Linked DNA regions of Homo sapiens: region 2 is linked to region 1. Evidence: read pairs that join two places in POLR2A ChIA-PET (ENCODE). Cell type or tissue: Panc1. All regions are shown on one strand. Each heading gives the region's core, and the rest is flanking DNA. Links, peaks and the distances in the headings are about the cores only.

Region 1 (5,376 bases), core at 189-5,188:
GCGGGTGAGAGCAGGCAGGGCGGGCTGCACCCTCATTTTCTTTCTGTGGGTCCTAAATCCCCAACTTAAATCTCAGGAGGTGAACAGAGCACCTCTGCATCCCCTTCCTGCTTTAAAAGTCCGTGAGTGGTGAGTAGTAGTATCCACATGGGTCAAAGAGCACCTCCAAGCTGAAAGTTCACAATTAAACTTTCAAAGCTCTAGGCTGGGCGTGGTGGCTCACACCTGTAATCCCAGCACTTTGGGAGGCCGAGGCAGGCGGATCACGAGGTCAGGAGATCGAGACCATCCTGGCTAACGTGGTGAAACCCCGTCTCTACTAAAAATACAAAAAATTAGCCGGGCATGGTGGCGGGCACCTGTAGTCCCAGCTACTCAGGAGGCTGAGGCAGGAGAATGGTGTGAGCCCGGAAGGCGGAGGTTGCAGTGAGTCGAGATCACGCCACTGCACTCCAGCCTGGTCGACAGAGCGAGACTCCTTCTCAAAAAAAGAAAAAAGAAAAGAAAAAAGCTTTCAAAGCTCTCACTTAGAAAAGTTCGAACAGGTGGCTCACGCCCGTAATCCCAGCACTTTGGGAGGCCAAGGCGGGTGGATCACTTGAAGTCAGAAGTTCGAGACCAGCCTGGCCAACATGGTGAAACCCCATCTCTACTAAAAATACAAAAATTAGCCAGGCGTGGTGGCACATGCTTGTAATCCCAGCTACTGGGGACACTGAGGCAGGAGAATCGCTTGAACCCAGGAGGCGGAGATTTCGGTGAGCCAAGATCTCAACACTGCACTCCAGCCTGGTAAACAGAGCAAGACTCTGTCTCAAAAAAAAAAGAAAAGACAAGACAAGTTTGAAAAGTTTAAAAGCTTCCCTAGCGTCTGCTCTGCATGGCATGGCTTACACACAGTCTCAGCTAAGCCTTCCAGTAACCCTGAGGAAGGCATTAGGCATCCCCTTTTTCACACATTGAGTATCCAAGATCACAGGGTAAGAGGTAAGTGGAAAAGCCAGAACTTGTATCTGGGACTTTCTGGCTTCATAATCTGCCTGTTTTCCAGTATAATCAGGTTCTAGAAGTGCCTCATGGCCAGGTGTGGTGGCTGACATCTGTAGTCCCAGCACTTTGGGAAGCCAAGGTGGGAGGATTGCTTGAGTTCAGGATGTTTGAGAACAGCCTGGGCAACACAGTGAGACCTCATTTCTACTTATTTAAAATAATAAAAAATAAAATAAAAATTTTGAGACAGGGTTTCACTCTCTCACCCAGGCTGGAGTGCAGTGGCTTAATCACAGCTCACTGCAGCCTCCACCTCCTGGGCTCAAGCAATCCTTCCACCTCCTCTTGAGTAGCTAGGACTAAAGACATGTGCTGTCACATCTGGCTAATTTATTTTTATTTTTGTAGAGATGGGGGTCTCACTATGTTACCCAGGCTGGTTTCAAACTCCTGAACCCACCTTGGCTTCCCAAAATGCTGGGATTACAGGCACAAGCCACCACGCCTGGCCAATAAAATAAAATTTAAAATAGAAGTGGGCTGGGCACAGTGGCTCACATCTGTAATCCCAGTATTTTGGGAGGCCGAGGCGGGCAGATCACCTGAGGTCAGGAGTTTGAGACCAGCCTGACCAATATGGGAAAACCCCATCTCTATTAAAAATAAAAAAATTAACTGGGCACGGTGATGGATGCCTGTAATCTCAGCTACTCAGGAAGCTGAAGCAGGAGAATCGCTTGAACCCGGGAGGTGGAGGTTGCAGTGAGCCGAGACAGCACCACTGCACTCCAGCCTGGGCAACAAGAGCGAAACTTGGTCTCAAAATAAAATAGAAGTGGTTCATACACTGACCACCCGACAGACTCTCTTGAGAAGGTGAGTGTCTGTGTGTCCCATTTCCCCTTTTTATATGGGCACCAATCATATTGGTTTAGAGCCCACTCTGATGATTTCATTTTGAATTGGTTACCTCTGGAAAGACTCTGTTTCCGAAGAAAGTTACATTCTGAGGTACTAGGAATTCCAACTTCAACATATCTTTTTAGAGGGGCACAATTCAACCCGTAACAGTTCACACTCTGCCCCCTGCCCATCCTTTCCACATGCAGAATCTATTTGCCTCCTCCCGACATCCCCAAAAGCGTTAATCATTCCAGCATCCACTCTAAATCCTAAATCTCATCTACTCTTCTTCAACTCAAAGACTCAAATCCCATCATCTACCAAATCAGAGCCTCTTCAGGAATGCTGGGAAACACGTACTGTATGCAACAGCCTCTCCAGAAAGAATCCTCAGCACATAACCCGAAACAGACACTGGTGGGGCGGCCGAGGACTGCACTGCCGCATTCTGACATCAGATAGCGGTGAATGCTTCCTAGAGACGGTTTCTCAAAGGAAGTTCAAACATCTCTAAAGATGTCCTTTCAGAGAAAACAAGGAAGTATGTCAGGACTTCCTGGCCTTCCCAAGCATCCTGAGCCAGAAAAGTGCAGTCACTGTGCTTTCTAGTGAAGAATTACAGGCAATTATTTGAATGTGTGATTGCAGGATTAATTTCTTTCTCATTTGTTATTTGTGTGTTGTTTTGTACCATAGCTTTTTTTTTTTTATTTGAGACAGTCTTGTTCTGTCGCCCAGGCTGTAGTGCAGCAGTGTGATCTCAGCTCACTGCAACCTCTGCCTCCTGGGTTCAAGTGATTCTCCCACCTCAGCCTCCCATATAGCTGAGATCACAGGTGCCCAGCTAATTTTTGTATTTTTATTAGACATGGGGTTTCGCCATGTTGGCCAGCCTGGTTCTTGAACTCCTGACCTCAGGTGATCCACCTCCCTCGGCCTCCTAAAGTGCTGGGGATTATAGGCGTGAGCCACCGCTCCCAGCCCATAACTTTTCTTTTGACTGCTATTGTCATTATTGGATATAAAAAAGGCTTGGAGGTGGGGTGTGGTGGCTCACTCCTATAATCCCAGCACTTTGGGAGGCCAAGGAGGGCAGATTGCTTGAGTTCAGGAGATTACTTGGGCAATATGGCGAGACCCCATCTCTACTAAAAATACAAAAAAAAAAAAAAAAAATAGCCGGGTGTGGTGGTACAAGCCTGTGGCCCCAGCTACTCAGGAGGCTGAGGTGGGAGGATTGCTTGAGCCCAGGAGATGGAAGTTGCAATGAGCCAAGATCGTGTCATTGCACTCCAGCCTGAGTGCAGAGCGAGACAGAAAAAACAAAAGGAAGTTTTTCTGGAGTCCTGAGACATATTCAGGATTCCAGAAGCTCTCAGAGCTGCAGGGGTGCTGCTGCGTGGTGGTGCTGACACTGTTTCATTGAGCTTCCTCTGTCTTTTCAGCACCTCACCCTGACCTCGGCTACTCTGTCAACCTCAGACCCCGCAGCAGGGGCTGAACAAGCTGGGAAAGGGGCAAGGATCACAGAAGTACATCCCTACAGCAACCTCTCTGGAGGGCAGCCGAGCATTAAGTGTGTCAGCCAGGCTACTGACGGGGGATCAAACAGAAGAGGGCAGGGGAGGATGAGGGAAGACAGCAAACAAAGAGATAAAGCTCAGGGAAAATGCTTGGGTAGAGAGAAGGAAACTCACAAAGCAGAGGCGTTGTAAGAAAGGAAGAGAAATGAAGTGAGCATTGGGAAAACCCACGTGGAGGAGAAAGAGAAAGGGCAGAAGGAGCAGAGAAGGGAAAACCACAGATTGCCATCCCTCTCTTTGGTGTATCTGCAGAAAGAATTGGCTGGTCCAGCTTTGCACATATGAGTGCTCCAGGAAGTGGTTTATCCTTTAGTCCTGGGTACTGCGCCCAATGCCACAGGAGGGTAGGTTGCCACCTTGGACCCATTGAAGCCCACAGGAGGGGCAGTGAGAGGTGAATGCCACCACTGGGGCTGTCCTGAGTTGGTGGCCCAGGCCCAGGGTTCCCCCAGGAAACAGCCCTGCGGTGTGGAGTCTCAGAACAAAGGGAGAATGTGCTCTTTTGCAATGCTCTGTGGCCGTCGGCACTTGCCTTACTGCAACGAAGCAAGGAATTGTGCCACCTTTGACCCAGACCTTCAAAGCCCGGTTGTTTGTTTCTGTCTGTAAAATCTATCTGTATGAACAATCATGAACAAACAGATTTTACAAACATTTGACAGACAAATCTGGCTCATCCATTGTGAGACTGTTTCTCAGTGGGAGAGACACAGGGTGATAGCTACACTATAACCACCATCATTGTTTTCCTTCCATGTGACTGTGACAGTCTTGTGAATTTTCTCAATGTAAAAAGTCACTTAAAATTAACTCATGGCCAGGGTGTGGCCAGGGCGTGGTGGCTCATGCCTGTAATCCCAGCACTTTGGGAAGCTGAAGCAGTCAGATCACTTGAGGTCAGTGGTTCCAGGCCAGCCTGGCCAACATGGTGAAACCCCGTCTCTACTAAAAAAGAAATACAAAAATTAGCCAGGGGTGGTGGCACACCCCTGTAATCCGAGCTACTTGGGAGGCTAAGGCAGGAGAATTGCTTGAACCCAGGAGGTGGAGGTCACCGTGAGCCAAGATCGCATCATTGCACTCCAGCCTGGGCAACAGAGTGAGATTCTGTCTCAAAAAAATTAATAAATAAATAAATACAATTAACTCATAATATACTATAATCATATACATACTTTTGTTATATGCACGTGGATATACAAACATCTTACTTTAACTTTACAAAGAAAACTTAGTTAATACGGCTAACTCGATGAGTAAGTTCCTAAAATGCCAATACGGGAAGAGCTTTTTCTCCCCCCAACTCTTTAAAGAGCCTGTGGTTAAATTTTATAACCTTCCTTCATTCACTGAGGTGGTATTTGCCCAGGGCTTACTATGTGCGGAGTACTATGCTGAGTGTTAGGGAGAGCTACCACACAGACATGACCTCTGTCCACGAGTTTATTTCCTACTGGAAATAGCCACGGTGGCCAAATAATCACAGCTAGAAATTGTGACAGGTGCCAGAAAGGAAAGGTACAGGGTTTGCTGAGCATGTATAACATCGGGCTGGATCCCGGTGACCTATGAGCTGAAATCTGGAGGTTAAGTAGAAGGAAACGGGTGGGTGGAGGATGGGGTGAGGGCTGGAATGCAGGGGTCCTTCCAGGCCGCAGGAACAAAGTTTGCAAAGGCCAGGAGGCACGAGGGTGCAAGAGGCTTCAAGGAAATGAAAGGAGGCAGCACGGCTGCGTGCAGAGAGCAGGGGTCAAGCTAGGTGTCAGGTGAGGCAAGTGAAGGAACAGGTAGGGATTGATTGCACAGAGTGTGTAAGCCTCAAGGACTGAGGATCTGTCGGAGTGTTGGAAAGCCAGCACCGGATTCAAAGCCAGCACAGACAAATGGCAGAATCCGATTT
Region 2 (5,376 bases), core at 171-5,170, 290 kb after region 1:
AAAAAGAAAAGAAAAAGAAAAAACCCCACTTGCAATCCTACCTTTTTTTTTTTAAATGCATGTCTTATTCTATACACAAATCAACACACACGTATATATGCCTTTTTTTTTTTTCTCTGAGATGGAGTTCTGCTCTTGTTGCCCAGGCTGGAATGCAATGGCACAATCTTGGCTCACTGCAACCTCCATCTCCCAGGTTCAAGTGATTCTCCTGCCTCAGCCTCCCGAGTAGCTGGGATTACAGGCACCCACCACCACACCTGGCTAATTTTTGTATTTTTAGTAGAGACGGGGTTTCTCCATGTTGGTTAGACTGGTCTCAAACTCCCGATCTCAGGTGATCCACGTACCTTGGCCTCCCAAAGGCCTCCCAAAGTGAGCCACCACACCCGGCCTATGTATATATACCTTTTAAATTTTTTACTTATAAATCTATTCTGAACATTTTCTTAAATCAATAAAATTCTATAGAACAATTATTTATTTATTTATTTAGAGACATGATCTCACTTTGACACCCAGAATGGAGTGCAGTGGCACCATCACGGCTCACTGTAGCCTCGACCTCACTGGGCTCAGGTGATCTTCCCACCTCACCTTCCTGAGTAACTTGGGCTGCAGGTGTGCACCATCATACCTGGCTAATTTTTATATTTTTTGTAGAGATGGGGTTTTGTCATATTGCCCAGGTTGGTCTTGAACTCCTGGGCTCAAGCAATCTGCCCACCTTAGCTTCCCAAAGTGCTGGGATTACAGGCATGTGCCACCACACCTGGTTAATGTATTTAATTTTTTTTTTTTTTTTGTAGAGACACAGTCTCATTGTGTTCCCCCAGGCTAGTCCTGGCTTCAACTGATCCTCCCGCCTCAGCCTCCCAAAGTGCTGGGGTAACAGGCGTGAGCCCCAGCTCCCAGCCTTCACTGACATTCTGATTAGCAAGCTGGCTTTCCCCTACCCCTGCATTCCAACATGGCGTCCACTCTCTAATCCTCCCACCATCTACCCATTTTCCTTTGAATTAGACGGATGCTTAATAACTTCTCTAGGATACGGTTAGTGACAAGATAAATAACGCCCTTCGGATGGAATTGGCCACACCCTGAAAATCTAAGTCAGTAACATTTAGCAAACACTTATAAAACTCCTCTGATGTTCATAACATTTCATGAAATGTTGGATGTACAAATATTAACATGATATGCCCCCCACCCTCAGGAGGTGCTCAGTCAGTGGGGAATGTGGACACACAGGTGGGTTGTCTGGGGCAGAGTCTGTGCACTGAGCTGAAGGCATGCCGCGCCATCTGCCTGAGTTCTCCCCATTTAGAAATATTTGCGGTTGCACATTGCTCTGAATGATACGTGATGGGAAAAGAACTGGGTGTGAGGCATACAGCAGGAAAACAGATTGAGCAGCTTGGACAGCACATCAGGACGGGGCACTGAGACCTGTCCTGTGTGATCCTTTATATAGAAACAACAATAATAATACCTAGCAACTCTTTCACTCCTAAAGATAATCAGTGCCCAAAGCCCATCCCTTCCTCTGCCCTTGCTCAGTCCCTTGTAGGTGCTGTGCTCCCTCCTGCCCCAGGGCCTTTGCACAGGCCACATCCTGCCCAGAACCTGCTTCCTGACCTCTTTGACTGGATAAGATTTTCTCAAGCTGCAGATCTTGGCTCAAATATCACTTCCCCAAATGATGTAGGGGAAATATATATATCAATATATCTTTTGTGTTCCCCCAAAAGATATTTTGAAGTCCCAACCCTGCCCCCCGCTGTAGCTGTGAAAGTGACCTTATTTGGAAATGGGGTCTTTGCAGATATAATCAAGGTAAGATGAGGTCATGCTGGAGTAGGAACCCTACATCCAATGACTGGTGTTTGTATAAAGGAAAGATATGTTTGGACACAGACAGAGATAGAGGGGAGAAGTTCCTGTGACACCAAAGGCAGAGACTGGAGTGACACATCTACAAGCCAAGGAATCCCAAGGGCTGCCAGCAATGCCAGATGCTGGGAAAGGGCCGGGAAGGAGCCTCCCCCAGGGCCTCCAGAGGGTGCACGGCCCTGCCTAACCTCAATCTCGATCTTCCAGCCTCCAGAACTGTGAGAATAAAATCCTGTTGTTTCAAGCCCCTCAGTTTGTGGTACTTTGTCATGACAGTGCTGGGAAACTAACACACCAAGCAAGCATTTCTCTACCTCCCCAATTAGAACACAGGGTTCCCCTCTGAAACACTTGTCATGGTTCTATTTATATATTCATTGTGTCATTTAACTACCATTTATCTCCCCGACCAGGCTATCAGCTCCATGAAGGCAGCATCTTTCCCTGCCCAGGGCCTGGTGTGTAAGGTCGGAATAGTTCCTGAATGAACACGTGGCTCATGAGGCAGGTATCCACGCCCGGCCACGTGCTGACGTACGTGCGACACAGGAGGGGACCGGAGGAGAATTTCAGAGTCTGGTGCCGCCATCCACTCGTGGTCCTGAACACTCCACTGTGGGACTGCTTTGGTAACATGACCTTGCAAGCAATGCTTCATTTAATCCTCACAGCAGCTCAACCCACTGATCCCAGCATTATTCCTACTTTATGATACAGAAATTAAGGGTTGCCGGAAGTTATGGTACTAGTGAATGGCAAAGCCAGAGCTTGAGTTTAGATTTGTGGGACTCCGCAGCATATGGTGCAAACATCAAACACCTTCCAGAACTCTTGCTCTGTTCTGTTGGCTAGGACAGGTCCTACGCTGCAGGGTAACTGCGTGTGGTTAAACTTGTCATTCAAATTTGCAAAGGGTGCCTCATTTGCTCAACGCTCTGCATCTGGGGTCTGGAGCCCTCTAAGTAGTAAAACTCTTCATATCAATCACCTGCTTAAATCCCACTGCTCTGGAGGTAGAATACCCTCGGTGCTGTGCCCACTGCAGACATGTCTACTGCTCTCACCCCACATGTTCACCCCACAGCATACCCTGGACCCTGGACCCTATTCTAGCCATGTGGTGTTATGTGCGATCCCCCAAACAGCTGCCCTTAACACCTCCCCACAGCAGCTTGCTGAATCTGCCGTTTTAATTTTTTTTTTTTTTTTGGCTTCTTGTTTTCCTTACAAGAACAACAGGTTCTCTAGAATCCTTCAGCCACCAATAAAATGGTCAGGCAGGGGAAAAACTTTAGATGGGAGTCTTGTCAATAAAAATAAATACAGTTGCATGGAGCTGCTTAAGATTGGAACCAAACACTAAAAATAGGAAGGCAGGGGCTAAAAAGTTATTTTAAGAACCTCCCCCAACCACAGTCACTCTGTGGGCTGAGCGGGGAGCAGGAAGCATGTCTGGTCACACCATCTTGGAATCAGAACCCATGGCTGGATGGATCGGATCTGCTGATGGCGCATGTGGAGCTGAACTTGAACATGACGCCAGCTCTGGGGGGCGAGGTTGGGGGTGTGTTGGGAGGCACTGCCCTCACTGCTGCAGCTCCTTCATTCTGTTGAGGGCACTGCCGGCACAGAACCACTTGATCCGCATCTCATTGAAGGTGTGGTTCAGGAGGATGGTCTCCTGGGTCCCATTGGGGTGCTTGATGATGCACTTCAGGGGCTTGTCAGGGGCGAAGTCCTTCAGGCCCTGAATAGTCAGCTTGTCCACAGGGTGAACCTTGTTGTAGTCGCCTGGGTCAGCAAAAGTCAGGGGCAGCAGGCCCTGCTTCTTCGGGTTGGTCTTGTGGATCCTGGCAAAGCTCTTGGTGATGATGGCCTGGCCCCAGAGGTGGGGAGGCTCCAGCACTGCGTGCTCCCGGCTCGAGTTCTCGTCCCCGATCACCACCCACCTGATGCCATGTTTCTTGTAGTAGCGGGCAGTGTCAGGGACGGGGCCAAACTCCTGGGTGTTTTCAATGTTGGCACTGCACACGGAGTTGGCCTGGCTGTTTTCAATGTTGATGGCACCAGTGAGCAGGTTGTTGGAGATGTTGTCCAAGTGCCCACAAAACTTGAGCCAGGGGCCAGCAGCCGAGATGTGGTCAGTAGTACACTTCCCTTTGACCTTGATGAGTATCTGCGGGTCCTCCAGGTCCTTGCTATCCCACTTGTCAAAAGCCTCCAGGAGCTGCAGGCGCTGGCTAGTGGGGCTCACATCCACGTGCTGGCCACTGCTGTCCTGTGGGGGGTGCTGGTAGGGGTCCTGCCCTGGGTCAAACTCCTCTTGGGGAAGGTCGTCTGCATCCAGAGCCTCTAGCTTGAACTTCTTCCTATCTTTGCCCATCAGGTAGTTGGTCTCTGGGTTGAACTTGAGGATTCCCACAATGGCCAGGGCTGTGACAATCTCTGGGGACGTGACGAAGACATGGGTCTCAGGGTTCGCATCATTGCAGCCCGTGAAGTTCCTGTTGTAGGAGGTGACGATTGTGTACTTCTTCCCCTTCTTGATGTCCTTCGTGTCCCAGCGGCCAATGCAGGGGCCACAAGCATTGGCCAGGACGATGCCACCCACATTCCTCAAAATCTGTGCGTAGCTGTCCCGCTCAATGGTGGCGTGGATCTGCTCGGAGCCTGGAGTGATGGTGAAGTGGGACTTGCACTTGAAGTCATGGGCCAGTGCCTGCTTGGCCACAGCTGCTGAGCGCCCGGGATCTTCATAGCTTTAACTGTTGCAGGTACCAGTCAGACCTACTCGGATGTCCAGAGGCCATCCTTCCTTCTCTGCCACCTTGCCCACTTCTGCCACAGGGTGAGCCTGGTCGGGGGTGAAGGGCCCATTGATGTGCGGCTTCAGCTCACTGAGGTTAATTTCAATTAGTTGGTCATAATGGCAGCCAGGGTCAGGCACCAAGTGATCCTGGAATTCATCAGCTAGATTGGCAATGTCTGTCCGGCCGTCTTGCTTAGGTACCTCCTCATCCTGTGGTTGTAAGGGAACACGGAAGTGGTGGCCCCAATTTCTGCGCCCATGTTGCAGATTGTCGCCATGCCAGCACAGGAGATGGAGTCTACGCCAGGCCTGTGGTATTCCACGATTGCACCTGTGCCACCTTTCACTTTGAGGATGCCTGCCACACCTTCAGGATCACGTCTTAGGGTGAGGTCCAATTGGAGAGGGAGCCTGTTAGCTTCATGCCAATCACCTTGGGGCACTTCATCTCCTAGGGGATCTCAGCCATGATGTCCACAGCATCGGCACCCCCAACTCCAATGCAGATTCCCCCCAGGCCGCCACCACTGGGGGTGTGGGAGTCAGTGCCAATCAGAAGAACCCTAAGGTATGCATAGTTTTCCAGAATAATCTAATGAATGATTCCAGATCCAAGCCTCCAGCAGTCCACGCCATATTTGGCACCTGCAGTTGCCAGGAAATTATAAACTTCC

What was found. Peaks named below come from ENCODE experiments on the same cell type or tissue, not always from the same donor. Only the 100,000 strongest peaks of a DNase experiment are listed, where the experiment ranks them.
Region 2: POLR2A ChIA-PET joins it to region 1 with 9 read pairs; 6 of 35 experiments call an interaction of 5 or more read pairs at or near these places.

The regions. Positions count from the first base shown.
Region 1 is chr1:236,398,414-236,403,789 of GRCh38, reverse strand. All of the region lies in intron 1 of EDARADD (EDAR associated via death domain), which reads right to left. Among named protein-coding and RNA genes, the nearest start is that of EDARADD, 6.8 kb to the right of the region's middle. In Panc1, for the core only: no CTCF peak of the experiment used is centred there; no DNase peak of the experiment used is centred there; H3K27ac peaks cover 2,913 bases.
Region 2 is chr1:236,110,475-236,115,850 of GRCh38, reverse strand. It overlaps the pseudogene ACO2P2. Among named protein-coding and RNA genes, the nearest start is that of GPR137B, 29 kb to the left of the region's middle. In Panc1, for the core only: no CTCF peak of the experiment used is centred there; no DNase peak of the experiment used is centred there; H3K27ac peaks cover 226 bases.